Regions from separate parts of the Mus musculus genome. Here regions 2, 3 and 4 are each linked to region 1. A link is a loop called in an ENCODE intact Hi-C map of the cell type or tissue named here. Cell type or tissue: left cerebral cortex. All regions are shown on one strand.

Region 1 (8,000 bases):
TGGGAGGGAGAGAGAACAGGGGTCAGCCTGTGCAGTGAAGCCCACCCCAGACAGAAATCCATAGCAGGCAGTCCCATGAAATGGGTAGAGGGGAGGTAGGTGGCTGGTGGTCTGAGAGACCAGAGGAAGGGCAACAAGATTTCTCTAACTCCTCTTACTTCTTCCCCTTGTGTCTGCCCAGCTCCTACCCTTGACTGGGCTCTAGCTTGGGGCACACAACCTCACCCCCCACCTTGCAGAGGCCCTGAGCTCACCAAGGTCATGGTTGTTGGGGTTGAACACCGAGTACAGGGTGTAGGGCACATACTTCTCAATGCCAAATGTCTGTGTCACATCCGTGGTGCGGTTGAAGAAGTGCTGACCCAGTACCACTGTGATGCTGTCCCTGGGGGGGCTGCACAGGAAGCTGGCAGGAGTGAAACCCAGCCCTCTCCACGGCACTATCAGGTCTCCCCAACCTTGGCCCCTGTACTTTGTTGGTCATGGCCAAGCAAGAGGGTCCCAGCCCTGGGAAAGGTCTGTAGACATTTTCAACCCATGTGACAGTAGAATCAGGACTGACAAGGGAGGCAGAGCCACAGCGACCCTGGCCCAGGAGCCCGAGCTTCATGGGTTTCATTGATAAACCAGTAGAGCCTTCAGACAAGGTCTGCTCTGAGAATAAGTCCCATGGATGGAGATTTGATCTGCCTATATGCTGTGCCTCGGCCTGGCTTGGTCTGGCCTAGAGGATCCTCAGGTGCAAATGCTTTACCCCCAGGGCATGAAGCTAGGAGGAATTGCTGGGCTTTTCTATTCAGTCCAGGTAGTCTCGGTGTCTCAGGCTACAGCCGTGTTAGGTGGAGACAGAGTGGACCTCAGGTCCTCACTCCTAGGAGCCCATCCAGTGAGCTGGGCCTCAGTTTCCCTGGCTGTGCAGTGACTCTAGAGGGTCTACTACATGTTGTAACTGAGCCTCCTGACTCCTTGCCCAGGTAAGTGCCCCTTAAACACCTAGGCACTGACACAGGGTGGTACATGGGGCATGTCTTCAACTCGGGCACCTTAACTCCATCCCACTGCTCAGCTCTGGGAGAGGCAGGGTCTCTGCAGGTGACAGGAGAGTGTTCCCCCACATCCCCGCACAGGGATATAAGGCTAGCTGCAGAAAATGCCCTGCTCCGATGCTCCATGCCTACCTCAGTGCCCAGCACACACGTTAGGCCACAGTGGGACCAAAAGGTGTGTTAGGGGAACAGAAAAAATGGTCAACATACTTCCGTCTGGATGGAAGTATGCTGATGCCGGAGAGGAGTGTGAGTCGCAGGTAGGGGCCCATGGGATAGAATGAGGGTAGGGATATGACATGTGGGTGGCCCCTGAGGAGGTGTGTTCACCTGTTGGCGAAGCAGTGGGCTGCAGACACTACCCAGCAGGTATGGACAAGGCTCCCGGCACAGAAGCTATTCCCAATGTAGATGGCAGCCAGCCAGGGGTGTGAGCCAGGCAAAGATGATGAGCCCCCGATGATGCGTGGTCTCAAGAACGTCCTCTTCTTGTGCCTCTTGCCACAGGTAGGACGCACAGCCGGGGCTGACTCGGGCAGGGCTGCTAGGATCTCCGGGGTTTGGGAGTGGACTCTGGCCAGGGATTCTGGGAGTGGAGGTCATCGGTTCATACCCCTGGATTCCCCTGGAGACAGGGAAGAGCCAGAGGGGTCCTACCTGGACCCATAGCCTACTTCCTCAGGCCTGAGGCTCTGAGCAGCCTGAGGACCTGGGAGCCTTTGTTCCCTACTCTACAGATGAGGACAGGTATAATGCAGACTGCAGGCCTTGGCAAGGCCAGATCACCTGCTACAGAGTAAGCCCTGTCTCTCAATGAGACCCACTTCACATCCCAAATGGCTGGATATTCCCAGCATGAGAGCCTTGGGGTCCAGCCCTCAGAGCTGACCACCCTAGCAGGGCACCACTGAGTCCCCTCCACTGACCTGTCTGAGAGTCCTCAGGGAGCACCACCCCTCTGCCCCCAACCTATCAGGGTGCCCGCACCACAGGCTGTCAGGCGGCAATACTCCCACGACAGTGCGTTGTCCTTCACCACATAGCACCAAGGCCTCTCATCCTTGTCTGGGTTCCTGGAAGCAGACAAGGGAGTCACACCATCACTCTCCCTAGAGGACCATCCTAACACCCAGAGCTATGTGCTCTCTCTGCAGACCACGGTGGGCACACATGAACCCACCATCCCAAGAGGCAGAGGCTAACAGCCATCTAGGCACTGTTGTCCCCTGCAGAGTCTGGGAAGACCCTCTGTCCAATCCTTTGCTTATGCAGAAAGAGTATGTATAGCAGCCATTAGGTGCTGACCGGCAGTAAGCGTGAGGGCCCAGGCCAAGCAGGACAGCAGCAGCCACTGAGTCCACGTGCAGCTCCTGGTAGAGCAGGTCAGAATTCCAGGCCAGGCAGCTCAGGCCCGAGGCAGCGGTGCTGGCCACGCCTCGGTACTCTGTACCATTTCCCAGGAAGCAGTGCTCTGTGGGAACTGCAGGCACAGTGGTTGCCATGAGGCCAGGCCACAGCAAGGACCCCTGAGACCATTTCCCAGGGCTGTCCCATAAAACTGGAAAGAAAGTGACTCACCAATGTTACAGAACCGCCCAGCATAGCCCAACGGGCAGGTGCAGACGCTGGTCCCTGTGCCCACAATCAGGTGGCAGGTGCCTCCGTTCAGACATGGGCTGCTCAGACAAGCTAGGGGAGAGTCCGGAAGCCAAACCTGGTCTCCAGGAACTCACGGAGGGGACAGAGCTGAGATCTTTTCCCGTGCCACTGTTGTTGGGTAACCTTATCTTTACGTGAGGATGGAGCATCTGCCTAAAGGACTTGGCTCACTACCCCCATGCACCATGGAACCTGACCTCCCTGAAGTTGGCCATGACATACCTGTGTGGTGGGTGTCTTCACACCGGGCCTGGCCCTCCATACAGCCACATTGCTCCACATGTCCCTCGCTCACACGGGCCCAGTGGTCGCCCACCTCAAAATACTCATAGCGTGTTTCATCAAAGCATTTCTCTGTGAGTCACACAGTGTTCCCACAGTGCCCGTGCAGGTCCCCTCCCCCAGGTAGGCACTACCCACCCCAGGCTGGACTCAGCAGCTGCTCTCCCAGCCTCCTAGAATGGCCCCACTCCTGGGTCCCCGAGGTCCTCTCACCTGTGCCACAGTCCTTGCCTGTGAAGGCCAGCGGGCAAGAGCAGTGGTAGGACCCATGGTCATGTGTACTGGAACATGTGCCCCCATTGAGGCAGGGCCCAGAGGCACAAGGGTCAAGGATAGCTGGGTACACACAGGAGGGGATATGATGGCTATGACAAGAGTCTTTGGAGCCCCTCCATACCCTCTTGCCTGCCAAGGCTCTCTGTGAACGCTATCTATCTTCTCTGGGTTGTTGAGTGAGCAAGTTCCCACCTCCCAGTGACCCCCCCTCACCAGGACTGGAGAAGGTATCCCATGGTTCTGCACTCTGCTCTACACATCTCTCTATACATGCTCTGCCAGGCAACGGGGATCCCTCTCATGGCACACCCACAGGTTTCATGGCTTGCTCTTTTGGACTCAGGGCCTGTTCAAGGGACTATGTATGGCTACATGGATAGATCTCACCACAAGAGGGAGCCCTGGTATCACCAATGATCAGCAAAGCCATCCAGGGTCTAGGAAGGCTAGGTCCTGTCTGGGAGAAGCACCCTCTGCTGCCCTCTGGGCTGGCAGCAATTTTGCCCCTAGATATCTCTGAACTCAAGAAGATCAAACTCAGAGACACCCCCCCCCCAAACTCCATGCAGAATCCTTGCCCAGGTCACTAGTATCCTCACCCTGCACACTGACCCCTATACTCCTAACCCAAGCACCCTGTCAAAGCCTTTCCTGGGGGCTCAGGCTGGCCCTTTCACATATCTACCTGGACCTTCCACAGGCAGGGTCACCTCTGCACAGTAGCCCCAGGCCCGGTCTCGGTCATAGTTGTGTGTTGTAGCGCACCTGGAGGGTCGAGTCAGAGGATAAAACTGAGTCCCTGCCCAGAGCCCCACCCATCTCTGCCTGGGCACCCTGGAGCCCCTGTTCACTAAATGTACCTGCTGGGCATCAAGACCTACTAGCTTCAGGGTTCATGAGGGTCCACAGTGGGAACCTGTGTAGGTTCCTCAGCCGCTACCCCACTCTGGGACTCACCACTTCCTGTAGGCACTTCCCTCAGAGGTACAGGAGTGCAGCATGCGGCCACCGTAGCGGAAAGGGAACCTGCACGGCTGCCCAGACTCGGTGAGCACTGTGGAGGGGTGTCAGGGATCAGGCATCCCACTGGGTACTCCACCCCTACCCAGGCCCCACACCTCTTTAGCTGCCTTCCTGTTACAGTGTCTCACCTACCTTGGCCCCCAGGGGGGCTGCTGCTGGAGGGAGGAGGGTACCTCTCACTTTGGGGTCCCTCAGTCTCTGCTGCTGGAGCACTTTCTGTTGAGGTGCTGACATTCCCAGAGATCACAGGGATCGTGGGGGTCACGGGGGTGGCTGTAACGTTAGGTCCTGGGGGCTCTGTGTGGTTCTAGGAGCCCAAGGGGCCACAAAGGTGTCAGTGTGGAATAGTCCTTCACACTTGGACTCCACCAGTCGGATACACCAGAGACCTGAGACTCCTTAGGGCAGGTCCAAGAGGCAGTGGGTGTCCCCAAGACCTCCTCTGGCCTTTCCTTCTGAATCTGAGTGATCCAATGTGCTAACTTAAGAGTCACAGGGCCCCAGGTCACCCTGGTCCTTGAGATTCAGTCCTGGGGGGCAGTCCTGGGGTGGACAGGAACAGCTGAAGCACTCTGAGGTCTCCTACACCCCATCTCAAACACTGGAATGCAGCAGAAGCCCCAGGACCCCCCCCCCCCACTCACTCACGGGGCCTGGGCCACACAGTGGCAACAAGAGGATCCTAACAAGTTCAGGCCCAAGCACTACAGACCAGCCTAGCCCAGCACCCCATATCTCAGTGCAAAATGACAACTTCCACTCCACTATGCCACCACACTGGGTCCCTAGCTCACTCTGGGGCCCTCTTTCTGACCTCTCTCTTCCCAGGAACCGAGTGTGCATAGAGAACCCTTGGCCACATGCAAGGGAGAGGGGCAGTGCTCACCCTGCCAGCCTGGGGCTGGGCCCCCCGAGGCACCACCAGCAGCAGCAGGAGCAGCAGGAAGGGACATGGCCTGGGTAAGGGACAGAGGCTAGAGATCCAGGCCTGTCGCCCCATGGCTCCTCCTGAGCTGGCGTGAGGTGTAGCAGGAACAGAGTAGCCAGGGAACGTGGCCAGGGCAGGTGGGGTCAAGGCTACATGATAATGATTAACCCTGCCACCCACTGCATCCTGTTAGGCTCCTCCACAGCCATAGCTCCACCCTGCTGCCACAGCTCTGCCTGCTCTGCTGGGGCAGCTGTTGTTCTCTGGCAAAGGCTACAACTGCTCCTCGGCCCAACACAACCTTCAAGTCTCAGCCTCTTCCAGGAAGTCTTCCAGTGTGACTTGGGCAGGTCAGAGCCAGGCCTCCCAGGCACAGGTGCTGGCCATATTGCTGGCCACTCCTGTCTATGAGCCCTTTACAGGACCTGCTGCATGCAGGAACCTGGGGGTTCCAGTTCTTCCCAGCCAGCTACTGACTCATGGTGGGGGTGATACAGTCCCCAATCCACAGATGTCAACACAGGGTGGAGGGTACCCCCTCTACCCATTGCCACATAACAACTCAAGAGAGGTAAGGGTTGCTCCCTGGACCAAGTGCTGTGACCAGTGCCTGAGAACAGTAACTCTCTTTGCTGGTTTGTCTACTTGTCCTAAGCCTGGGGTACTCAGGACCCCCAGAATTCTATCCTTACCAGACAGCCTGGGTACCAGCAGCCCCCCAGTAAGCTTTCCCAGTCTGGTTACCTGTGGGCATAGCCTGCATGCCTTCAGTTGGGCAGGCTATACACAGAGCTTCCCTGTGGCTCCAGGCAGGCACTGGGGGCCCTAGGCAAACTGGAGTGGCCACCTCATACCCATAGCTCTAGCTGTCTTCTTGGGATCTCTCCAATTCCTGAGGGAGGGGGACAGGGCCAGTGGCAGGAAGGCTCCACTGGGCACAGTGGGTACAGTGGGCAGGAATGAGATCACAGTGACCCCCACCATAAATCTCAACCAAGCCCCGCCCTCACCAATGGCCAAACAGCACCCAAGCTTGCCAAAGTAGGTGCTAGAAGCATGGTGGGGCATGATGGGTACCAAAGGCATGGTGGTTCATGGCCAAGTGCGGGTATACAGTGGTGTCTGAGCATTGTGGTACTGAGGAAACAGTGGTGCTGGCGCACAGTGGGTACCAGGCAGATGCTATGAGTGCTAGGACATTGCGGGTGTTGGGAAATGTTGCTGCTGGGATGTGCATGATGAGGTGCCTCAGAGAAGACGCTCTCTGAGAAACCTTTCAGCCAGTCCATCTTCAATTCCAGGGAGAGATGTAAGATTAGCAGCTTGGCAGTTGGGCCATCAGTGTTGGGGCCTCTGCTCAGGCATCCTGGGCTTGTGACAGTGTGTCTTACAGGCTCAGCCCAGCACCACCCTGTGGTCCTTCCCCTCCTGCTTCTCACTGATGTCCTGCCATATCAGGACTTCTCATTCTATAGCCAGATTCACTCTGGTCTCAGCCTCAGACACACTGGCTCTTGCCTCCCTATAGAACTTATCTACAGTCAGGTTTTAGTTCAGATGTCCCCTCTCTAGAAGCCCCCTGGGTCACCTGAGTGAGACTAGGGAGAGGGGCAGGGCCAGTGGCAGGAAGGCTCCACTGGGCACAGTGGGTACAGTGGGCAGGGATGAGACCACAGTGACCTCACCATAAATCTCAACCAAGCCCCACCCTCACCAATGGCCAACCTCAGAGAAGACAGAAGACACAGATGTCCAAAAACCCCAGGTCATCTGCAAGGGACAATATGAATGGACAATGTTGGGGTGTGGCTGGCCTCAGTATCCAAGATGGTCATAGAGCCCATACATCTGAGGATGGGAGGCGATCCCATCCTTTAGCTCCCAAGCACCAAGCTATCTCTGTGCAGCCACCCTTGTCCAGGAACCATTTCCTCTCTGGAAGTCTTTCTTCCTAGGGCCATCTGCAGGGGTAAGGGCTCCAAGAGGATGGCATGTGACATCGGCACTCAGCACAATGCAGTACATGGCAGGTCTTCAGAAGCATTTTATTGGGCAAAGTCTGAACACCAAGGCGGGCTGCTATAGAGGTGTCTAACCCAGCCCCTGGGATGAAGTTGTCCCCTCACTTCCTAGTTTGGCTCCTGGCTTCCTATTGGGGCCGAGGTGGCTCTTGGCTCTTCCCAGGCTCCTGCCGTCTCAGAGTCATGAGCTCCTCAAACATCCATATAAGCATGGGAGTCAGTACATGGAGCAGTAGGAATTGCAGGTCCAGCATAGCTTCAAACAAAGGTGGCATGGTGTGTGCTGGTCTTGGGCTTTGTGGGCTCACCTGGGATGGTGCTCAGGCCAGGACCATTTGGTAAGGAGGGTCCATTGGCTTTTACCCTCCTTGGACCCAGCTGTACCCCGAGAATGCTGCCTCCCCACCCAGGAGACACACCCGAAACGAGGTCCACATCGATGATCCTGTTGACCGGGAGGCCTCCGCTGACTCGGGCCCCGCCCCCTGTCATGGGGAGAAGAGAAGCTGTCACCTGCTTGCCTCAGCCCTGGGTTGCCGAAACCCACCCCAGCATCCCTGCACAGACACCAAATCCACTCCAGACAAGGTGATCTCCAGCCATAGGCCATGGACCTGGATAGGAAGGCTGGGGAGGTCAGAGGGCCAACCGTCCACCCATTCGGGCCAGCCATCATGCCTAGCAGGGGCTTCCACAGACAATTCTCCTCTAACTGGTTACCTCATGATGAGTGGCTCTGACAGCTGGCAGTGCCACAGTCTAGCT
Region 2 (8,000 bases), 350 kb after region 1:
GTTATCTGCACAAAACCTTCACAGGATCAAGTCAGTAAACCATCTAGCACAGAGAGGAAGGGGCTCACAAGTTCCCACCCTAGATAAGGAGCTATTGACCTTTGATAGCTTCTGAGGGAAGAAGACAGAGTTTTCATTAAAGGTGTGGTCTTTGATAAGTCAAGCATACTTGATATGGCACACATAGTGGGTTATTTTTTTAAAAGACATGAAGTTAGGAAGAGGTAGAATGTGAGAGTTGGATCTGGGAGGAATTAGAGGGAAAATAGGAAGTAAATATTATCAAAATACACGATATGCATGAATGAAATTCTCAATTAATGAAAATATTACATTCAGGAGAAATATTTTCTGGGCATGGTGTCACACATCTTTATTCCCAGAAAGCAGAGGGTGGAGGATCTCTGTGAGTTCAAGAGCAGCCTAGATTACAAAGTTCTAGGACTTTCAGGACTATTTACGTACAGAGACTCTGTCTCGAAAACCAGAACAAAGAAATGATTAAGTAAATTTCATCTTATATATTTGAAATAACAGTTAAAATTACATAGCAGGTTGATTCTGTTAATACTATTTAATAATAAACTCTAAGTAGAGATGCTATTTTCAGTGTTTCCAAAACTTCATATTAATTTTCACAGAAATGAAAAGATATCTTTCTAAACATCAGTGAAAAGAGAAGAAATGTTAAACTAAAATCCAACCACAGGCAGGGCAGTGGTGGCACACGCCTTTAATCCCAGGACTCGGGAGACAGAGGCAGGCAGATTTCTGAGTTTGAGGCCAGAAACCTGATACTAAACAACACAAAGGATTTTTGTTGTTGTTGTTTTGTTTTTTGAGACAGGGTTTCTCTGTGTAGCCCTGGCTACCCTGGAACTCACTCTGTAGACCAGGCTGGCCTCAAACTCAGAAATCCGCCTGCCTGTGCCTCCCGAGTGCTGGAATTAAAGGCGTGGGCCACCACCACCTGGCTGACAAAGGATTATTTTTAAGAAGAGGTAATAAGGGTGCAAATTTACCAGAGGACTCGGTGCCTTGCTAATTTAATACTTTAAACATAGTATATAATAGGAAAGTTCACTTTAATGGATGGAAAGAAAGGTAGATTTTGAAAATTTAGAGAATTCCCACTTCTCAGCTACAAAGTTACAATAATCAGAACAATGTGGTACTTGGGCAGAAATAGATATGTAGTGGAATAGAAAGATGATCAGAAGTTTGTTTTTTTTTTAAGTACACCTATTCTTCCATGCTAAAATATACATTTACTTTGGTAATTTTAAAAAAGCAAGGCTGAAGAGATGGCTCAACAGTTAAGAGCACTGGCTGTTCTCCCACTCCTGGGTTTAGTTGTCAGCACCTACATGGTGACCCTCAGGCATCCATAGCTCTAGCTCCAGAGGATCTGACACCCTCTTCTGGCTTCCATAGGCACTATGAACACATGTGGTATACAGATATACATACAGACAAAGTACCCATCACATAAAATAAAATTTTACAGCTGAAGAGATGGATCGCAGTAAAGAGCACTGGCTGCTCTTGCAGAGGACCCAGGTTTGGTTCTCAAAGTCCACATGGTAACACACAACCATCCATAACTCCTGTTCCACGGGGTACAACACTCTTTTCTGAATTCTTGCATCAGGTACACATGTGATACACATATAGGCAAAATACTCAAACATATTGTTTGATTTTTTTTTAAATTCATTTTATTTATATGAGTACACTGTCACTGTCTTCAGACATACCAGAAAAAGGCATCAGATCCCATTACAAATAGTTGTGTGCTCTTAACCACTGAGCCATCTCTCCAGTCCCCTTGATTTTTTTTTAAACTTTGCAGTTCTTATTGCTTAGTTATAAAAGTGCCGTACATAAGCCGGGCATGGTGGCACATGCCTTTAATCCCAGCACTCGGGAGGCAGAGGCAGGCAGATTTCTGAGTTCGAGGCCAGCCTGGTCTACAGAGTGAGTTCCAGGACAGCCAGGGCTACACAGAGAAACCCTGTCTCAAAAAAAAAAAAAAGTGCCATACAGCCTGAGTATTAGAAAGAATATCTAATGATGAAAGCTGTATACTTTTGGCCATTTTGCTTGGTTCTACATCCATTTGGAGTATACTTTTTTCTTGTGGTGTGAGATAAGAGTACCACTTCATTTTTTTTATGTGAATTTCTACTTCCAGCATAATTTTTGAAAAGACTATGCCTTCTCCTTCTGGGTAGTCTCAGTAGCTTTACAATAAATCAGTTAACTGTAAGCTTATTGGTTTACTTCTAATTCTCAGTCTACACCACTGACCTATCAGTCTCTATCAAAGTACCACATTATTCTTGATTATTGTAACTTTTTAGTTGAGAAATATGAATTCTCTAATTATGTTCTTCCCCACCCCAAGGAATACAACTATTTGGGGTCTTTTAAATATACATTTGCATTCTAAACTCAGTTTGCTGATTTTTACAAAAGGAGCAGATCAATTTGATGGGGCATAGAGTGAAAACAAAGAGCAATTTGCTAAGTATGGACATGTTAACAATATTAACATATCTTTTGATCCGTGAACATGGGAGGTTTTCTCATTTAGATGTTCTTTAATTTTTTCCATGTTTCATTACTGAATATATAAATGTTGTATTTACTCTACTATATCTAAGCATTTTTTCATTTTTTGATGAAACTATAAATGCATTTTCTTAAAATAAATTTTGTTATTTGCTAGTATATAAAATTACAACCAAATTTTGTATAACTATCTAGTACCTATGAGCCTTGCCAAACTCATTTATTAACTCTAGTAATGTTTCTTGATTATGTAGATGTAGATTCCTTAGAATTTTCTCTCTATAAAATTATATCACCTCAAATAAGATAGTTTTATTAATTCCTCTCCCATCTGTATACATGCACTTCTTTTTTAAATTATTTTTTGACTTAAAAAAAACCTATTTGTTTAATGTATATGAGTACACTGTTACTGTCTTCAGATACACCAGAAGAGGGCACCAGATCCCATTACAGATGGTTGTGAGCAATCATGTGGTTGCTAGGAATTGAACTCAGGACTTCTGGAAGAGCAATCATTGCTCTTTACCACTGAGCCATATCTCCAGCCCCCAACCTTTGTTTTTTAAAACCAGTAGTGTTTGGTTTTACCTTCCGTCTCTGAGATATATAACTCTGGTTTTTGGTTACTGTGATGGTTTGTATATTCTTGGACCAGGGAGTGGCACCATCTGCATGTGTGGCCTGGTTGGAATAGGTGTGTCACTGTGATTGTGGGCTTAAGACTTTCAGCTCTGCCTGTGCCATGCCTGCCTGGATACTGCCATGCTCCCACCTTGATGATAATGGACTGAATCTCTGAACCTGTAAGCCAGCCCCAATTAAATGTTGTTTTTATAAGACTTGCCTTGGTCATGGTGTCTGTTCACAGCAGTAAAACCCTGTCTTAACAGTTACTGAAGCAGTGTCAGGCATGGATTCCCTCTTGTGGAGTGGGCCTTAAGTCAAATAAGTCAGTGGTTGGATACTCCCACAAGTTTCATGCTACCACTGCCTAACCATATATATATATGTGTGTCGATTGCCGATGTCAGTCTGAGGTACTTGTGATAATAAACCAGATCCCAGGCTCACTCTTCTATGTATAGAACTGGGTGGAATTTTTGTTCATTAATTATGGTTTTTTTTTCCTTGTTTTTAAAATCTATTTGGAACATTAAACATGACAGAAGTAGAAAAAAGGGCTGGAGAGATAGCTCAGTGGTTAAGAGCACCAACTGCTCTTCTGAAGGTCCCGAGTTCAAATCCCAGGAACCACATGGTGGCTCACAACCATCCGTAATGAGATCTGACGCTCTCTTTTGGTGCATCTGAAGACAGCTACAGTGTACTTAGATATAATAAATAAATCTTAAAAAAAAAAGAATTAGAAAAAAATCTCTTATGAAGTCCTCTATGAATGGAAATTGTGAAAAGTTCCTGATTAGACAGAAACTGTTCCACCTCCAAAGGAGAATTTGCAGTATAACTGTGGCTTCATAGAATGAATTGGGTGGTGTTTCTTCTATTTCTATTTTGTGGAACAGTTTGAAGAGTATTGATATTAGGTCTTCTTTAAAGGTTTGACAGAATTCTACACCGAACCCATCTGGTCCTGGGCTGTTTGTTTGTTTGTTTGTTAGGAGACTTTTAATGACTGCTTCTATTTCTTTAGGGGTTATGGGACTGTTTAGATGGTTTATCTGATCCTATTTTAACTTTGGTATTTGGTATCTGTCTGGAAAATTGTCCATTTCATCCAGATTGTCCAGTTTTGTTGAATATAGGCTTTTGTAGTAGGATCTGATCATTTTTGAATTTCCTCAGTTTCTGTTGCTATATCTCACTTTTCATTTCTGATTTTATTAATTTGGATACTGTCTCTGTGCCTTCTGGTTTGTCTGGCTAAGGGTTTATCTAGCTCATTGATTTTCTCAAAGAACCAGCTTCTGGTTTTGTGGATTTTTTGTATAGTTCTTGTTGTTTCTATTTGGATGATTTCAGCCCTGAGTTTGATTATTTTTTGCAGTCTACTCCTCTAGGGTGTATTTGTTTCTTTTTGTCCTAGAGCTTTCAGGTATGCTGTTAAGCTACTAGGTGTATGCTCTTTCCAATACCTTGTTAAAGGTACTCGGAGCTGTGAGTTTTCTTCTAACCACTGTTTTCATTGTGTCCCATAAGTTTGGGTATGTTGTGGCTTCATTTTCATTAAATTCTAAAAAGTCTTTAATTTCTTTATTTCTTCCTTGACCAAGGGATCACTGAGTAGGGCATTGTTAAGCTTCCATGTGTATGTGGGCTTTCTGTTGTTTTTGTTGCTATTGAAGACCAGACTTAGTCTGTGGTGATCTGATAGGATGCATGGTATTCTTTCAATCTTCTTATATCTGTTGAGGCATGTTTTGTGACCAATTATATGGTCAGTTTTGGAGAAGGTAGCATGAGTTGCTGAGAAGAAGGTATATTCTTTTGTTTTAGGATGAAAAGTTCTATAGATATGTTAAATCCATTTGGTCCTTAACTTTCACTGTGTCTCTGTTTAGTTTGTGTTTCCATGATCTGTCTATTGCTGAGAGTGGGGTGTTGAAGTCTCCCACTACTATTGTGTGGGGTGTGATGTGTACTTTGAGCTTTCTTTTATGAATGTGGGTGCCCTTGCATTTGGAGCATAGATGTCTAGAATTGAGAGTTCTTGGTAGATTTTTCCTTTGATGAGTATGAAGTGTCCTTCCTTATCCTTTTTATAACTTTTGGTTGAAAGTTGATTTTATTCAATATTAAAATGGCTGCTCCAGCTTGTTTCTTGGGGTCATTTGCTTGGAAAATTGTTTTCCAGCCCTTTACACTAAGGCAGTGTCTGTCTTTGACACTGAGGTGGATTTCCTGTATGCAGCAAAATGTTGGGCCTTGTTTATGTATCCAGCCTGTTTGTTTATGTCTTTTTATTGGGGAATTAAGTCCATTGATGTTAAGAGATATTAAGTAATAGTGATGCTTCCTGTTATTTTTGATGTTATTTTTATGTTTGTGTGGCTATATTCTTTTGGGTTTGTTGAAAAATTATTACTTTCTTGCTTTTTCCTACGGTGTAGATTCCCTCCTTATATTGGGTTTTCTATTCATTATCCTTTGTAGGGCTGGATTTGTGGAAAGATATTGTGTAAATTTGGTTTTCCCATGGAATATATTGGTTTCTCTTTTTATGGTAATTGAGAGTTTTGCTAGACTGGCATTTGTGTTCTCATAGGATCTATATAACATCTGCCCAGTATCTTCTGGCTCTCATAGTCTCTGGTGAGAAGTCTGGTTAATTCTGATAGGTCTGCCTTTATAGGTTACTTGACCTTTTTCCCTTACTGCTTTTAATATTCTTTCTTGTTTTGTGCATTTGGTGTTTTGACTATTATGTGACAGGAGGAATTTCTTTTCTGGTCCAATCTATTTGGAGTTATGTAAGCCTCTTGCATGTTTATGGGCATCTCTTTCTTTAGGTTACGGAAGTTTTCTTTTTCTTTTTCTTTTTTTAGATTCATTTGTTACACTCCATATTCCATTCCCTGTCCCTCCCACCCCCCACCCCACCTGACCTCTAAACTCCTCAGGGCTGGAGAGTGTCATGAGGGTTAGGTGCATCATCTCTGAATGAACACAAACCTAGACATCCTCTACTGTATGTGTGTTGGGGGCCTCATATCAGGTGGTGGATGCTGTCTGTTTGGTTGTCCAGTGTTTGAGAGATCTTGGGGGTCCAGATTAATTGACACTGCTGGTCCTCCTACAAGGTGGCCTTCCTCCACAGCTTCTTTCAATCTTTCCCTAAGACAACAACAGGGGTCAGCTGCTTCTGTCCATTGGTTGGGTGCAAATATCTGCATCTGACTCTTTCAGCTACTTCTTGGGTCTTTCAGAACCAGTCATGATAGATCCCTTTTTGTGAGCACTCCACAGCCTCAGTAACAGTGTCAGACCTTGGGACTTCCCCTTGGACCTGTTGCTGGGCCTTCTTTTCTTCAGGCTCCTCTCCATTTCTATCCCTGTAATTCTTTCAGACAGAAACAATTATGGGTGAGAGTTTTGACTGTGGGTTGGCAACCCCATCCCTCACTTGATGCCCTGTCTTCCTGCTGGAGGTGGGTTCTATAAATTCTCTCTCCCTACTGTCCCAATCTCCTATTTTCTGAGGTTGCCTGTTTATATTCTTTCTGCTAGCCCTCAGGGCTTCATTTCTTTTCCCTCACCCAATATCAGATCAGGTTCCTCTCTCACCACCACCTCCCCACACTCCCCGAACCCCTGTCCACTTTTCCTCCCAGGTACCCCCCCTCCGCCCCCAACTTGTGATTGCTTTCTTCTCTCTCCCAAGTGAGATTGAGGTGTCCTCACTTGGGCACTTCAGCTTGTTGAGCTTTTTGAGTTCTGTGGACTGCATCTTGGGTTTGTTTTATGGTTTTGTTTTGTTTGTTTGTTTGGCTAGTATCCACTTATTAGTGAGTACATACCATACATGTCCTTTTGGGTATGAATTACCTCACTCAGGATGATATTTTCTAGTTCCATTCTTTTGCCTGCAAAACTCAGGATGTCCTCATTCTTAATAGCTGAGTAGTACTCCATTGTGCAAATGAACCACATTTTCTGTATCCATTCTTCTGTTGTGGGACATCTGGGTTGTTTCCAGCTTCTGGCTATCACAAACAAGGCTGCTATGAACATAGTGGAACATGTGCCCCTGTGGCATGGTGGGGCACCTTGTGGGTATATTCCTAAGAATGGTATTGCTGGGTCTTCAGGTAGATCTACTTCCAATTTTCTGAGGAACCTCGAGATTGATTTCCAGAGTTGTTGTAACAGTTTGCAATCCCAGAAGCAATGGAGGAGTGTTCCCCTTTTCCCACATCCTCACCAACATGTGCTGTTGCCTGAGGTTTTTATCTTAGCCATTCTGATTGGTGTAAGGTAGAATCTCAGGTCGTTTTGATTTGTATTGCTCTGATCACTAAGGACTTTGAACACTTCTTTAGGTGTGTCTTAGCCATTCCAGATTCCTCAGTTGTGAATTCTCAGTTTGGTTCGATACCCCATTTTTTGATTGGGTTGTTTGGTTTTTTGGTGATTAACTTCTTGAGTTCTTTATATATTTTGGATATTAGCCCTCTATCAGATATGGGGTTAGTGAAGATTTTTGCCCAATCTGTAGGTTGCCGATTTATCTTTTCGAGTATGTCCTTTGCCTTACAGAAGCTTTCCAGTTTCATGAGGTCCCATTTATCAATTGTTGATCTTAGAGCGTGAGCCATTGAAGTTCTGTTTAGGAAATTTCCCCCTGTGCCAACAAGTTCAAGACTCTTTCCCACTTTCTCTTCTATTAGATTCAGTGTATCTAGTTTTTTGTTGAGGTCCTTGATCCACTTGGAGTTGAGTTTTGTAGAAGATGACAAAAATGGGTT
Region 3 (8,000 bases), 57 kb after region 1:
TCTATCTTGATCGTCTCATACAGAAGAGTCATTTATATATAAATCACCCTGTGAGATCATTTTTAAAGCATTTCCTCTACAGAATCTGAAGAGCAACACTGGCTGACGGGGTAATTTCTCAGCACAACAGCTGCAAAGAATTTGTGTTTTAGTGGCGTGGTATGGTTTGCAACCTTAATTACAGTTGCCGCTGATTCTATTATAAGCCTGCTCCTTATGCACGCGCTTCCTCCGTGGCAGCCAGCAGGATCTAGTATGTTCCTAAAAACCCCTCCACCTCCACGCAGCATCTGTGAAACATGATTGGTTGCATTTGCTTCCCAAGTATGAACAACCCAAGAGCGTATGAACCTGATGGATCCTGGCTTGTGAAAGGAAGAAGGCGGAGAGAAAGTAGTGCTATAACCTGGGTCCCACTGCAAGATTACCTGCCACTTTCCTGAGACTCAGTGAACCGCTCACCCAGGTGCCTCCAGGCTTTGTGGTTTGGCCAAGCTGGTCCCACAGTCCTCCATCACCCTTGAGTGACCGAGTGACAACCTCAGAAATTACAAATGAAGTGCCTTTGACCCTTAGGCTGTGAGAAGCCTTGGGTCTGCGTCACGCCACCAGATGGAAATCCCTAGGGCCAGACTCACCTTTGCTTTTCCTTGAGAGAGACGTGTGTGACCACAAGGCAACACTAAGGACTGAATCCACAACACCTTGCCTTCCCTCCCAAGTAGAAGCTGGTGACAGCTGGTGACAGCTGGCCAGGATGAGAACTGGCAAAAGCTCAAGCTCCTCAGACCAATGGCTTCTGGGGGACTTGCAGCCATGATCATAGGAACAAAGCCAGCAAAAGCAGCAAGGGGTAGGGATCGTGTGCACCACCCTCACCCCAACCCCAGCAAAGGTGAGGATGCTAATACCTTACAGGGGTGAAGCCGACAAGGGCAGTGGCTTCCATAGCTAGAGATGATGCAGATGGCCTAACCTTTACAGAGCTGCTCCTTGCTGAAAGGGAGCACCACCTCTGCTCTGTTGGGAGCCTGGAGACTCTGAGCCTGGTGATCTGTCCTTTGAGACTGTCTTAGTCAGGGTTTCTATTCCTGCACAAACATCAGGACCAAGAAGCAAGTTAGGGAGGGAAGGGTTTATTCAGCTTACACTTCCACACTGCTGTTCATCAAGGAAGTCAGGACTGGAACTCAAGCAGGGCAGGGAGCAGGAGCTGATGCAGAGGCCATGGAGGGATGTTCTTTACTGGCTTGGCTCCTCTGGCTTGCTCAGCCTGCTCTCTTATAGAACCAAGACTACCAGCCCAGAGATGGCACCACCCACAAGGGGACCTCCCCCCTTGATCACTAATTGAGAAAATGCCTTACAGCTGGATCTCGTGGAAGCATTTCCCCAACTGAATCTCCTTTCTCTGTGATAACTCCAGCCTGTGTCAAGCTGACACAAAACTAGCCACTACAGAGGCCAATGACAGCTGGCCACAGGGCACTGGGAACTGTCTCTATGCCAGAGAGTCTAAGTGGCCTACGGCAGTCAGAGTGACAATTGTCTGAGGGCCTAGCACTAATCTATAGTTTGGGGAAAGGTGCAGAGGGCAGGACATCCTAGTCCACAAGCCCTCCAGACCCTAAAACCATCTATGAGTGATCAACATGCACATGAGCCAGGCATGGTTAATGTGCACAGAAGAACCTGCTGGGACCTTGGGAGGCCACCCAGCCATATAACACTTAAGAACCTTATGCAGAAAGCTAGATGCTTACTCTTATCATCTCAAACAAAGGCCTGCATCCAGGTGTGTTCAGTCAGGAATGAGAAGGGAAGAAAACAATGGGGTCTTTTTGTATGGATGCTGTGGTTCAGACACAAGCAGCCTGGGGCCTTGAGGGCGCATCCTCTCCTCTCATACCTGCTGTCTGGCCTGGCCTCTTAGCTGATGAGGTCATTAGTCAGGCTGAGAAGAGTCTCTTCTGAGGACAGACCTTGAAGAAAGCAAGGCCAACACCCAGGACTCTGCTGTCCTGTTTCCTAACCCACACGTGCTCTGAGAAAGGGCTGATTAGCTGCCTGCCAGATCAGGGCCAAAGGGTGACAGATAACAGTGGTTGGTGGTGGCCAGAGTCTCATGTGCCTTCCTTCCTTCTTCTGCCCACCCCCAGTGCTGTGGGATTGTTTTCAAGCCTGGGCCCAACAGGCCCAGCATAGCTCTCACAGATAGAAGCCTCTGGCCAGTTCAGGAACAAGAAGCCAGTAAGACATCAGTGGAGGGCCTCACCAAGACAGTGAGATGTGAGCAGAAAACATTGGACACCAGCTCAGAGTGAGTGAGTCTCTCTCCACTCTCCAGCCCAGGCCAGCCACTTCCCACACCAGCTACCTGGAGCCCAGAGAAGAGTGGAAGCCATCATCTGGCAGATCAGCAAGTGCATGTGGGATGGGCTCCCGCCATGGTGTCAGATGGATACTCAACCTAGAGTACTCAGAACACTGTCACTTGGTCAGACAAGAAGTGCCTACTAATTGCCCACAGTGCCCAGGAACTGCCTCACCAACATCCCTGCCCCAGAGCCAGCACTTGGAGAAAAGGATGCTGGAGTCCACAGGATGTGGTCAAGGGTCTAGACAGAACCACAGGGAGAAGAGGAAGGTGACAGCATTGTAAGTGAGCAAAGGACCAAGACCAAGCAGATGTTAAGAACCCATGGGAGGCGAGCCCCAAAATTCTAGTGAGAGCAGAGGGCTTCCCCAGCCTCCCACTCTTCATCCAAGCATCACCCACTGGACAGCTGGAGAGACCAGCCAGGCTGAGTCCTCTCCACCTACCAGCACCATCAGAGCGTAGCCTTACAACCCTCAGTGCTCCCACCATTGCCCACTTTGCCAGAGCAGGCCTAGCTCTGCCCTCCACCACCTTTAATTTAAAGTATAGTGTCTTTTAAAAAAATAATACATAAGTATAAATTTGGCATTACTTGAAGTTAGACAAAAAAAATTTGTCTATCTGTCTACCACCACAGCTTGCACCTGCCCTCAGGTTCTGTTGGCTGCTGTATTCCCAGAGCTAAACAGAGTGTAGAAAAGGAAGGGAACCCAGTGAGCAGTAACTGAATGAGGAAATACTCCAGGCAAAGAGAACCCCAATTGTGTCTCCGAGTAAATAAAGAGTCATACAAATGAAGAGAAGCTAGGACTATGAAAGACCAAACGAAGCAGTATTCTAAAACTTTCTCTGAGAATCAGGAGAGGATGGATTAAAATATAAAGAAAAAGAGTTTATTTTGAGCTGTCTGCAGAGCAATCTTAGAGAAAATGACAGCTCTGCAACCACCAAGTCTCAGGTAGGGGAGGCTACAGTGGAAGCAACCAAACCCACGAAATGTCAAGAAGGCACCTGCCCACGAGTCCTGTCCTGGCTCTCACTTGGAGTTTTTGCATGCTTTGCTAGGGATTGTGACTATGGTGAGCAAGAAGAGTGGCTGGGTCTGCAGATACTATCTAAGCACCCACTACCTGGAGGGCCTCCTCCCACTACATCTGGAGCATAGGACTACTTTGGATGGAGGCAAAACTGTGACTTGAGCGCCCCCTGCTGCCTGGGAGCCTGCCATTGTCAGTACCTGAAAAACAGTACCCATGTCAGAGTAATTAATTCTGTGGCAACTCCAGCTCAGGTAAAAGAGATCAAACCAGCTCTTCCAGCAGTGTTCTGCAGGGCACCAATACAAAGGACAGGTCCCTTGAGTCTGGAAGGTCAAGGAGTAGGGGCTAAAACATGGGCTTTACCCAGGGACAGAGATCAGGTATACAGGACAGGCAGTGCCGGCCCACAGATAGGAAAATGTGGGAGCCAAAGGAAGATCAATGTGCAAGCAACAAGAGATGGTTTAGGGCCAGCCAGGCTACTCAGTGAAACCCTGTCTCAGAAAGCAAAACAAGGGCCAGCAAGATGACTCAATGAATAAAGATACATACCACCAAGCTTGCCGAGTTTGATACCTGGAACTCACACAGGAGGAGGAGAGAACAGAATCCCACAAGTTGTCCTCTGACCGCCACACTCACGCTGTGGCACAAGCATGCACACAAGCACACACGCACATGTACACACATGCACAAATGTGGGTCCTTCCTTCCTGCACTGCCCTCCAGGCTGGTTCCCAGGCCCCAAGCCAGCTGCCACTTGTTGGCAACAGCCATCCTGTGGAGTTAAGCTGCACCCCTACAAGGAGGATTGTCCCAGCTGGGCTTATGACAGTTTATATACTCTCATGGAGGGTCGGGGAGGGTCACAAGCCCCCTCACCTGAGTATCCAGTCTCTCCCTAACACGTGGTATATGTAACTGCTGAGCTGTACATGGCCTGAGGAGGAGCTAGAGTATGTAGGCTAAGGATGTTGAGATGAGGGGAGGGAGCTTCATCTATGAACTATGGGGAAGACCTTATCTTTGCTGAGTAGTTTTTTCAGGCATGGCCTGTTGAGGGAACTGTAACTAACCCCTTATCTATGCTCTGTAAGGAGGTCTGTCTTAGGGTTCCCATTGCTATGATGAAACACCATGGCCAAAGCAACTTGAGGAGAAAAGGGTTTATTTGGCTTACACTTCCATATCACTGTTCATCATCAAAGGAAATCAGGAAAGGAATTCGAGCAGGGCAGGATCTGATGCAGAGGCCATGGAGGGATGCTACTTACTGGCTTGCTCCTCATAGCTTGCTTGGTCTGCTTTCCTATAGAACCCAGGACCACCAGCCTAGGGGTGGCACCACGCACAGTGGCTGAGCCTCCCCCCATCAACCACTAATGAAGAAAATACCCTCCAGGCTTGCCTGCAGTCCACTCTTCTGGAGACATTTCTCACTTGAGGCTCCCTTCTCTCTCATGACTTTAGCTGTGTCAAGCTGACATAAAATGAGCCAGCACAGAGCCCAATAAGCTCACTGGTTCTCCAGAGTGGGTGTGGAGGGAATCTGGCCTTGGACTATAACTAGAACCTCAGGAGAAGGGGTTAAATCATGTTTACATCTCCCTCTGGGAAGGAATTTTAACACCAACATCATATAAACAGTGTGGGGTGACAGGTGGTTGGAAGGACAGGTGACCAGCACCTGCAGTGTCTTGAGAGGCACAAGTGACCAACATGCAATCAGGACTTGCCTGCTAGGACAATGTCCTTAGAGTCATCCTCACACCCTTATGGTCTTGGACACAATACTGGCATCTTGCTAAGGAAGAAATGCTGCCATTCCTGCACAGCAGCAATTTTGCCACCTCCATATGGAGTAAAGACACCTGGGTCTCCTGAGTATGTACTAAAGGGCCTAGTACCAAAAGCTCAGTATGGGATCATTGGGTGGACTCAGAACAAGGCAGATAAACAGCCAGGAGACCTCAAGGTATGGTGACTACTGTAGGCCCGAATGTCAGTGTGATCAGAGTCAGGCCTTGGAGGATGACAAGGCTTCCCCCATACTTGCACGGTGATCCCACAACAGCTACAAGACTAAATGCAGTGTGAGCAAAATCTCTTATTTCCCCAGTGCACAAAGAACTATGATTTTCAATGCAAGGTGGTTCCTGTCCACCTCTTCAGTGCCAGAGAACATCACAGTTCAACTCATGGAAGATCAGTCAAGGAGAATTGGAGATACCCAGACACACAAAGCTTTAAGGGACATAGGCTTCCCATGGGAGGTCTATACATCCCTTCTGGCTGCTCCCTGGTTATGCCTCCCTCTCCCAACTTCAGGCTCTGCTGAGGCTTCAGTTCTGATTTCTTCCTGGGGCTGGTCCTGCAACCTCTCATCACCTGGGCCGGAACAAAGCATCAGTCTTCAGGACCAGACCTGCTCCAACCATGAGGGTCCTGTGTACAGGCGGCAGTGGTGGTTTTCTCTCCTGGCTGTCAGCATGCCAGGCTAAACACCACCAGCGGGGCAGCTGCTTCAACCTAGGTTTCCCCACGTCTTCCCTTCCTGTGTGGCGCAGTGGCTCTGTCTGTTTTGCTTCCTAGTAGCTGCAGGATTTTTGAAAAGCAGCAAATCCATACATGAACAAAGGCTCCTTAATAAATTATTAGAGATGGCTGGCCCCACCAGGAAGAGCTTTTCATAAACACTTATATCCCCATCTCTTCACCCCACAAACAGCAAAAGCCAAAGGCATGGATCCTGCTGCAATCAGGATGTAGCCAGTTAGGGGGCCTGATGTCTACTCAGGTAGCTTCTCCTCTGCAGGAATCATACCACCCTCCGTCTCAGCATCCCACTGCTCAAACTGCCACCCAGCCTTGGGAGCTAACCTGCAAGCCAGGCATGGCAAGACTTGGCTGAGCATCAACAAACAAACAAATAGGCTATGAAGATGGTTCAGTCTCCATAGTAAAGTGTTTGCCTTGCAAAGCACAAGGACTCAAGTATTTTTTTTAAAGCCAGTGATGTTGATCTGTTAAGGTGCTATATTGGGAGGCAGAGAAAGCAGACCCCTGAGCCTGAAGCTGGTGGTCAGTGAACAATGGATGAGTAACAGCACAGCACCTGAGGACGGCCTCCAGTCTCTACAAACAAGAGCACACATCAGCACCTAGACAAACACAAAACAAACACAAAGCCTGAAGCTGGTCTTAAATTGCAATTACCTTTGAGTGTGTGTGTGTGTGTGTGTGTCTGTGTATGCCTGTTCACGCATGCGTGCTGAGATGGAACCCAGAGTTTTGCACATGCTAGGCAATTGCTAGTCCAGGACTCTATCACTGAGCCATAATCACAACCCTGAATTACTTTATGATTAATTTCTCTTCTAACATCTGGCTCTCTTTGATGACAAGCACTGGACACTTTCCATCTTAGCACAGCGCAGCATGGTAAGAATGCTTGATGCCACAAGTACTAGGACTTAAGAACAGGCTAAGGAGACAGAGACTGAGACAGAGAGTGGCATCCATGGCTTCCAAATTCCTTTACAGAGCATAGGCATACTCACACTGCATACGCTCAGGCTTAACACAGAGCAGCCTCCCCCCTGCCCCTTACAGCTCCTAGGAGGTCTGCAGGCCCACTCCTGTGTGCCCTCTACCAGGCTGAAGCCCCCAGCTCACCCCATTTACTCTGCCAGATGATCTCACTCTTCTCACAACGCTGCATCTGAAAGACAGGCACACTGGGCATATACAGAAGAGACTCCAATGCAGCCCTAAGGGCAGTCTGCAGGCGCTGCCTCAGACCTCCTCTAAGGCCCTGCTTTCCTTCCCACCAACCCTCCTTACTCCCTTCTTCCCTAGAATTGAGACTAGTCTGTCCAGACCACTCCCACCGCCTCTCTGGCCTTCACCTCACCCATCTTCTCAGGCATACCTGCAAAGTCTGACCTAGCTATGTCTTTGCCTCCTCAGATCCACACAGAACAACCACCAGCTCGGGGACAAACACAAAACTATGGCACCAACTTAAAGATGGAAAACTGATTTGGGTTCACAATTTCATAAGTTTTAGTTCGTGGACAACAGATGCAGAGGGGTATGGAAAAGCGAAGTTCTGCACTTCACGGGGGCCAGCAAGAAGAAAGACTGAGAAAGAGCCAGGAGAGGGAGAATGAAAATGGAGAGCAAGAAAGAGAGGGGGAAGGGTGGGACAGACAGGGAAATCAAACAGCTCCTAAGGATTCATCCCACATGTGACTGGCTCCTCCAGCTAAGCCACACCTACTCTAAGTCCCACCCACTGTGGCTAAGCCCCACTTCCTCCAGCTAAGCCACACCCGGTAAAAATCCTAGCACCTCTTAAACTAGCACCAAGCACCAAGACATAGGGATAAAAATCTTCAACCCATGAGCTGGAGGGTGCATTTCAATCTCAATCCATACCTAAAAATGGTTAAAATGGCAAGCTGCATCATGTGCATTTTCCCACAATAAAAAATTTAAGTACAGATCTTTTCTCCTCTTGGCCCTTTGAATTTCCACAAAAATTTTATAAAAATAATCTTAAATTCGGTAAACACCTG
Region 4 (8,000 bases), 130 kb after region 1:
TAGTCTCACTGGTGTCTGAAGATGGAGAGCTGGCTGAATGAGCCCCCAACACAGGTACAGCCAATAACAAGGGGCTGCTGCCCAGGACAGACTGTGGTTCACCAAAGCAGAGGATGGCCTTGGGGAATAGCATCAAGGGCCTAGAGGGCTCCACCACATAGCATGACTGCATCAGAAAGCAGAGGCAGGTCACACAGAACAGAGCAGACTGCTCTGAATGAATAGCAGGCACCATCAAGCTACCTGGGGACACAGGGAAGGTGAAGTTTACCACCATTAGTGCCATTTCAGCCTTCTATACTGGCTCCTCCTCTCCAGAGAACCCCTGCCCCTGCATTCTCTGCTTCACTTAAGCTGGCCAACTCCTTGGAGAAATGAGGACTGTCTTGTCTCCAGTGTGGGGGCCTCATGTTGTATTCCAACAAATCATGGTCCATGGGACCTAGCTACCTGGTCATATTTCCTTTAAGTCAGAACCTTAATATATAAACAGCTCTTATAGAAAAGAAAAGACTGCTGTGAAGTCAGGAATGGGCAGATAAAGAACTGATCAGCTATGAGAAGCCATGGTCTGCATGTGCTTTGTAAGTTGTGAAGTGCCATGACTCCTACCCCTAGACTGCAGTGGCTGATCTTTCCATGTACTCTCATCTCCTGGCTCACAACCACCTCTAGGAATGGAGACAGAATCCCTCCCCTAGGACTCTGAGGGAGGCTTTCAAGATAAATAATGAATAATACAGTTAGACAAAGGGAAGCTAAGGAAAACAACCAGCGGTGCCTCATCTCCCCCAGAAATCCCTTCTTCCTCCAGCACTGGGACAGGATGATGGGGCGTGAGAAAGCCAGGCAAGCCTTTGCCATCGGTGCTATCTTCATGTGTTCATGTCTGTTCCTGCAGGCAACAGACTTGGTCTCAACTCTCTCCTCATCAGACAGAGGCTTCCATGTAACACCAGTTACAATAAATGACTCTGATGCCAGCAAGCCTAAGCAACTGCTAGAGCCGCGGGTTTCTGCTTTCAGGCTCAGCTGTGGACCAGCACTGGGGGTCAGAAATGAGCCATGGACAAGACAGGTTTGAGGCCCTCTCTCTTCTTCCATGGCCCTTATAAGTCAAATCAGTAGTTAGAGATGGAGTTTTAGGGTCTCACAGTCTGTCCAAGGTCTTGTCGGGCCTTATCTCCCAGGGGCACAGGATTCATGGGCCAGGCAGGGGTTCCCCTCCCTTTCTTGGGGCATCTCTTTACTGATGAGGGCATGAGAGCTCTTTTCTTCCATGGATTCTGGCTGGGGACCTTACAGATATGCCTGCAGAGCAAGGTCTGAACCAGCCTCCCTATCTTCCCAACTCACCAGATGAACTACTAGTACATCTGTGAGCCCCAGATAGCACCTCCTATCATGGGATCTGAATGCGATCTTAGGCAGCCCCAGGCCCAGACTGTCTAGTCTGCCTTTTGGGGAAGTACTCTTTACTGTCTGACCTTGATACTCTTCAACTTCTCCTGTGACATGCCCCTCATAAGGGCCTCGTGCACACAACCTTCACTTTATGTTTTGACCTTCATCTTACCCTCTCTACTTTTTTGTGCCTCCAAAGTCCACAATCTCTAGCCCATCCATGATCCCTGCCCTGCACTCGACTCTACAGAGAGGTCAGACCCACCACAGCTACTCCATCCTGAATGCCAGGGATGCTCCAGGCTGTGAACTGTGTATCAGTTCCCCCAGGCTCTCCTTTGGCTGCAAGCTAGGACAGTCAAACTGAGAGGCAGCAAAGTCAGATACACAGATGGGGAGACCCCAGCCTAGAGTTGTGTGCTGCCTGGAGAGCCCCCTAAAATCCTATCTTACCAACCCTGAAGCTGGCCCTGGGCTGGGCTCACCTAGTTCTCGTAGTCTCAGGGTATCGGGGTGAGCCAGGCCTGGGAGTCAAACCTCCTTTTCACTCTAGCTTCAGTTTCCATACATGAAACAGGAACCCCATACCCTGCCCAACTTGGGTACTTGTGGTAGGTGGGACAGGCAGAACCAAGCCTAATTGGTGCCCTGTAGTCCCAGTTGAGGAAGCAGGGTCATAAGATCTGATCTATTTGTCTACTGCTGGGGCGTCACGGCAGGTAGGAGGCAGGTCTAATGTCAGCCTTAGAACCATCCTCACAACGATGCTGCTCCAGCCCTAGTCCCACAAAGTCTATCTGAGGATGCTCTCAGCCTTGCCACTTGAGAGTTAATGATCAGTTCTTTTGCTTGTGGGCCTCAGTTTCCCCATCTTCCCAATGGTAGGCTACACAAACGGTTTTGGAAGGCAATCTTGCCAAGTGGAGTTCTGACAACTAGCCCAGACGACACACACCCGCCCTGCCTCAGAGCACAGAGTGCCGAAGAGTGGAGCAACCTTGCCCGGACCCTCTCGAGACCGTCCCACGTGCTCACCTGTACTGGAAGGTCATGTTGGTGATTTTGATCTTGATCTCCTCGCCTAGCCGTCGCTCCCCAGTCATCTCAAAGAGCTTGCTGGCCATCTTCTCGTACACCTTGGCATTGCGCTTGGTCTGCTTGAGCTCATCAAAGAACTCCTCCCAGACCAGCATGAGGCCGCGCATCTCTGCATCTGTCCAGTTGCGGGCCCTCCGATGCTTCTCCGTCTGAGGAGACACAAGGTAGCCAGGCACTTCGGCTGCTGCCATGTTGGAGGCACCTGCAGGGTTAAGGATGGCACTCAGGCAGGGCCTCAGGCCTGGCCAGCGCACCATGGGCGAGAGGCAGTGCGCTTGTTCACTCGCTTGCTCGAGGCAGCTCCACGCTCAAAATGGGGCCTACATCTGACAGGCAGGAATTTAGTTAAAAGCTTTTAAACGGGAAACGTCATTTTGATGTCATGTTTCCATAGCAACAGAGCAACTGCATAAGCTACAACAACAGAAACCTTTTAACTGAAAGCACAGGAATCAGGGCCGCACTAACGGGCCATCAATATTGCAGTGAGAGGCTGTACCCAAGCCCACTGTGGCTCCCAGCCCTCCTCCCACCCTGCTGGCCCTCTAGGCCCCAGAAGAGACTTGCTTTCACTGTGCCTGACAGGCTCCTACATGGGCATCTAGGCAGTAGTCCCTACCTCAGCCCCACCTGATTTATATAGGTTAGAGTCCAGGGAGGCCCAAGATGGGCAAGTAGTATGCTGAGACATAAGGTGCAGGGTTACAAAGGAGGTGGAGGCCCTGATACTGCCTTGATGGCTGTTCGTGTGGTGAGGTCCTTGCTGAGAGGTCACCCTCTTCTCAGAGGCCTGCCAAGCTTTACTGAAGCCGGTCCTCATAGGGCCCAGCCTTCTCCCCATTGACTCTGCTTCTCTTGTTTAACTAATGCAACCCCCTGGGTGTCAGGTTGTGTGGGTGCTGGGAAGCCAGGCAAGTCAGAGCTAGACCTTGCCTAGCCATGCCGGCCTGAAGGACACAGATGTTGACCTTCAACATGGGGAGAAGCATAAGCACAGCCCTGACGGAAGGGGCAAACCGAGCTGAGCTGAGGAGGCCCCTCAGCTGAGGAAAAGTGGCTGCAGTCAGAGGGTAACTTCAATGTCCTGAGCAGGGCTAGTCCTCAAGAGACACAGCAGTGTTGGGGTGGGGACAGGCAAAACATCAAGAGGAAGGGTTAATATGCCCACAGGGCTAGGCAGGGACCTCAGGCTGAGGAGGCAGCAGAGCAAGAATGTAGAATGTGGAATCCGCAGAGGGGAAAGTTACCACAGGGCATCAATAGCTAACATCTGGAAGGCAAGTCACAAATGAGACTACATGGACCTAAGACCCTCATGCTAGGCTGGCTGTTGTGGACACACAGTCTAGTCTGATCCTAGACTCTCTGGGCCCAGTACTCTATTGGTAGTCATGCCTGGTCTCCAAACAACTAGTTAAAACTCTCTGGTCAGCAGAACAACAGTGGTCTTTGTTGGCTTTCCCCCTGCCTGATCAAAGATAGGAAGAACTTAGACTGGAGAAAGCAATGTCTCTGGGCTTCCTGTGTCCACTGTAAGGAGCATAGTCAGTAACTTACTGGGTAGGGGGAGTGACCTGAGTTTCAATCCAAAATTAGAAATGAAAAGGAGGCAGAGGGTTGCCCCTGGAGGTCTTGCTGTCATTTCATAGGTTCAGGTGAATGTCAGGCTTCCTCTCTGAACCTTGGGAGTCATTTTGGGACTTCCTACTGCTGAGCTAGCAGACAGATACCCACGATTGTTCCATTTCTCCTAAAAGAGTACCCAGAAGGTCTGCAAAAACTCCTCTTCCTGCCAAAGTCAGATAGATACTGAGCATGCCAGGCATACTACTGGCCTGCTGGTTCATTGCTGCCCCCTAGTGCTGAGCATGGAACCTGGGTCTGGTTCTCAGAGCTCAGTGCCTAGAAATTACCTCCTTCCTCCAGGAAGGACCCCCTGTTCTTTAGGCTCAGAAGATTGATCCTTGAGGAGCAAGGAACTAGGAACCTGCCCTACTGCCTCCACAGACAGCATCTCCAGCTAACAAGGAAAGACAAGACAAGCACAACCTGGGGCCTAAAAACTCAGTATGTATATACTAGGCTGGCCCTGTCTCTGCCTCCCGAGTACTGGAATTAAAAGTGTATTGTCACTATGCTTAGCTTCAAGCTGCTAGCTTTTAAACCTAGCTCTGTGTGACCTTAGCAATGGATTCCAGCCTCAGTGTCCTCATCTCTAAAATAACAAGAGCCGGCTAAATGACTATAAATGACTTAGCAAAATGTTGGCCTAAGGGATATGGGGAGATCCTAGGTCCTCATCCGCCATCTCTTAGTCCTTTCTACAAATTTCCTTAGAGTGTCTGGAGTGTTCAAAGCCAGACCAGTGGCTATCTGTTGGCTAATGGATATCACTGCCATTACTCAAGGTCCTATAGTTAGATGGCTGAAGAGGAAAGATCTATAACAGCTGCTTGCCCAAGTTCCAGGATATAGAAGGCACCAGAGCCAGCCTGGCAGGAGCTACTCCATACCAACATAACACTTTGGTTGACACCTAGATGGGGGTAAGATGGGCTCCCACCTCCTCTTCTCAGGCATGTGGGCATCAGCAGTCCCAGGTACAAAGTGGCCTTTGTGGAGGCACCTCCTAGAGCAGAGTCCTTGCCTGGCTTCCATGGACAAGAATGAACAGGTGTTTGTCCAAGCCTCAGCTGCCCCTACCTAGGGTGGGACATTTCCTATTTCTATTCAGGGTAGAGTTCCATACCTTGACACAGCTGCATGGCCTGCTAGGACCCTCAGTTGTCACAGGATGAGAAGGCAGGAGGCTGAGGACTAGGTCCCCAGTAGAACCTGAAGGGAAAGGGGGCAGGTCAGCTTTAGAAAGTATCTCTTAAGAGAGGCCAGGCACTCTGAATGGGGTCAAGACTGGTTCTGTTGTGAGCTGGCGAAACCTACTTAGGCTCCCTGGGTTTGGTTTCCCCTCTACATAATGAGTGTGGGGCAAATCTGAAACTTGTATTTATGGAACCTGTTCAGGATGCAAGAAACCAGGCCTGACTAGGGTGATAGCAGCCAAGCTCAGCCTATATTGATAGAAGCCAGAGTAGAAAATGACCAGTTTTAGTGGGATGCCAGGTAACTTTTGAGAGAACTGAGCCTGTACTGGTGGGAGAAATTTAGGGGTTGAAGACTTGACAAAGGCCTGGAAGTGTATGAAATGTGTGTACATGTGACAGTGGCTAAGTACAGCCTTGACTAAGGTAGTAGGACATGGGTCTAGGAAGCTTTGGAGCACTAAGGCGTTTGAACTGCTCTGGGTGGTTAGTGAGGCACAGCTTATCTCTGTGGTGGGTAGTGAGAGGGATTATGACCTACCTTAGAATTGGATTGTCACAGCAATTCCTGGGGCCTTACAACCTAGCCTGGGATAGAGGCCTGGGCAGCTAGGTAGTTTAGCTTGCACGTTAGACGTTGCTATCACACGTCAATAAGGAGTCCAGACTCTTAACCTTTGACACTCTGCCTTTGTGGCCAGCTCTTCCCACCCCAGCTATGTCCCAAATGTCCACCCTGAGCTTGAAGTGAAGCAGGCATCTCTTTCAGGACCACAACATGGAGGAAGATGAGACTCAGGCTTTCAGGGCTAAGGATGTGTGTGGATCCCAGGAAGGTCTCAGTGATTCTCAAGTACCTGGGTCCACCTCTGCTCATGAGCCTTCCCTGGGCTACCCAAGTAGGTCTTCTTGATTTGGCTGAGCTTTGCCACCTTGTATGGAGGTGAGGCTCACATCCTAGGAAGCCTGGATATAACTCCAGGAAACTTGGACCCTGTCCACTCAATATGTGGACACATATGGCCACAAATGGCACACATACCATGACTACCCATCCCCGTATTCAACACAATCAGGCTGCTTCTTCAAGCTCCTTCAGAATGCTTTTTGGAAAAACTGGAGACAAACACCACAATGAGGCTGAGGGGTACCTCAAGTCATGTGCTCCTACATTCCCCAGGCAGGAGGGCTGGACTTGCTATGGTGAGGGCTTGCGTTCTGCTTTAGTGGCTAGAAGGAATAATGTGCTGCCAATACCCCAGGGAGGCTTACCTTATCCTTTCTGGAATACCACCCATGCCTGTTAGGTCAAAGGTCTGGCTATCCACCAGGAGGGCAGGGGTACTTCATTTTCCTGAAGTGAGCAAAACTCAAGTGTTGATGAAGATCTTTTTGTTTTTGTTTTTGTAGACAGGGTTTCTCTGTATAGCCCTGGCTGTCCTGGAACTCACATTGTAGACCAGGCTGGCCTCAAACTCAGAAATCCCTCCCAAGTGATGGGATTAAAGGTGTGTGCCACCATGCCCGGCGTTGATGAAGACCTTAAGGGCAATATCACCGTAGTCCTAGAGAGGACTGCTGAGGTAGATTCAGGGAGTTGAAGCAATAACATCCATGCTGCCATCAAATGCTTGAGTTACTGGGCAAAGACCTAAACATGGTGGGGCACCTACCAGGCCCTTCCTGCCAAAGGTTCATTATCTTGTACAGAGAACAGACCCTGTGCCATGTCCTAGAAGGGATAGTGGCATGCACTGGGCTCTATAAGACTCCCAAGAGTTATCCTGGCACTAACGTCAGGGTCTGGTGGGTTGAAGGATCAGGTAGACAACTCCTGCCTCACAACTGAAACTTGACAGGCCTTTAGAAAGTGTTCCCCAAACAGCCTTGTTCCTGCAGGTTGGTGGATGAAGTACCTGCATTTCAGGTTTAGCCCAGATACTAAAGAAGGGACCTGGTAAGACAGGCAATGTCATAGACAACCTAAAAGAAGTTGTAACCTACAAAGGACAGGGTAGGTGTTGCAGACACAGCAGGACAAAGGTGGTAAGACCAGTCATGTTGAAGGGCAGAAGAGGATCCATGTGGATCAGGAGCATGTCCAGAAAGGCAGAAGGGCTGGTGGAGAGCATGCAAAGACTCCAAGGACTACTAACTGTGTCCTGTGTGAGGACAGAGCCTCACCACCCCTCTAGAACCCTGGAGCAATGTGTGGAAGCTGAAACAATACCTAGGATCTCACACGACAGGCTTAAAATGCCAATAACTATGAGAACTTGGCACACCATATCTCCCAGACAGGGAGACCACTTCAATAGGGTCTGCGAATACTCCTAGGCCTGGTCCCAATTCCAGGCACACAGTCTCATTCTATACCTAGTATTGCCTGATCTTTACAGTGTCAAGATGGCTGCTGGTAGTATCCTTGCCCCACTGGAGATAAGCAGGATGCTCTCCTCAAATGCTAGAAAGGAGGTTTTATAAGTAAAGCAAGCCTCAAACAGCAACAACAGGTGGTTTAATCGCTTCTTTAATTCAACTGTACAATATCTGCAATTTAAAAATTTTAAATATACATTTCATGTCAGTCCTTCCTTTTGGAAATGGACAGCCAGGTCTAGGCTGGGCTCCGGGGCACACCCATCACAGCCCTCCTAGTTCCCAGTGAAGCCCATGGCA

What was found. Hi-C counts contacts between places; a loop is a spot of excess contacts. Peaks named below come from ENCODE experiments on the same cell type or tissue, not always from the same donor. Only the 100,000 strongest peaks of a DNase experiment are listed, where the experiment ranks them.
Region 2: a loop joins it to region 1, with 3 times the contacts of the local background. A loop is called at or near these places in 5 of 42 quality-filtered maps.
Region 3: a loop joins it to region 1, with 7 times the contacts of the local background. A loop is called at or near these places in 25 of 42 quality-filtered maps.
Region 4: a loop joins it to region 1, with 8 times the contacts of the local background. A loop is called at or near these places in 35 of 42 quality-filtered maps.

The regions. Positions count from the first base shown.
Region 1 is chr5:35,038,883-35,046,882 of GRCm38, reverse strand. It overlaps Hgfac (hepatocyte growth factor activator), which reads right to left and starts at 5,374. Exons shown (of 14, transcript NM_019447.3): 1 at 5,173-5,374; 2 at 4,419-4,593; 3 at 4,221-4,317; 4 at 3,949-4,028; 5 at 3,201-3,323; 6 at 2,928-3,059; 7 at 2,625-2,735; 8 at 2,352-2,526; 9 at 2,034-2,119; 10 at 1,377-1,632; 11 at 255-394. The coding sequence starts at 5,286. It also overlaps a transcript of Rgs12 not described here. In left cerebral cortex, a CTCF peak has its summit at 3,642 (motif pointing right); a DNase peak (open chromatin) is centred at 3,648.
Region 2 is chr5:34,685,090-34,693,089 of GRCm38, reverse strand. All of the region lies in intron 4 of Grk4 (G protein-coupled receptor kinase 4), which reads right to left. Among named protein-coding and RNA genes, the nearest start is that of Grk4, 29 kb to the right of the region's middle. In left cerebral cortex, a CTCF peak has its summit at 3,005 (motif pointing right); no DNase peak of the experiment used is centred here.
Region 3 is chr5:34,981,641-34,989,640 of GRCm38, reverse strand. The region is part of intron 3 of Rgs12 (regulator of G-protein signaling 12); the gene reads right to left. Among named protein-coding and RNA genes, the nearest start is that of Mir3097, 35 kb to the left of the region's middle. In left cerebral cortex, a CTCF peak has its summit at 3,596 (motif pointing left); DNase peaks (open chromatin) are centred at 208 and 3,576; H3K4me3 peaks cover 293 bases; H3K27ac peaks cover 197 bases.
Region 4 is chr5:34,912,355-34,920,354 of GRCm38, reverse strand. Htt (huntingtin) reads right to left here. Exons shown (of 67, transcript NM_010414.3): 67 at 7,821-8,000. Msantd1 (Myb/SANT-like DNA-binding domain containing 1) reads right to left here and starts at 4,440. Exons shown (of 3, transcript NM_207277.1): 1 at 2,440-4,440. The coding sequence starts at 2,759. In left cerebral cortex, a CTCF peak has its summit at 4,361 (motif pointing left); DNase peaks (open chromatin) are centred at 2,904 and 4,350; H3K27ac peaks cover 575 bases.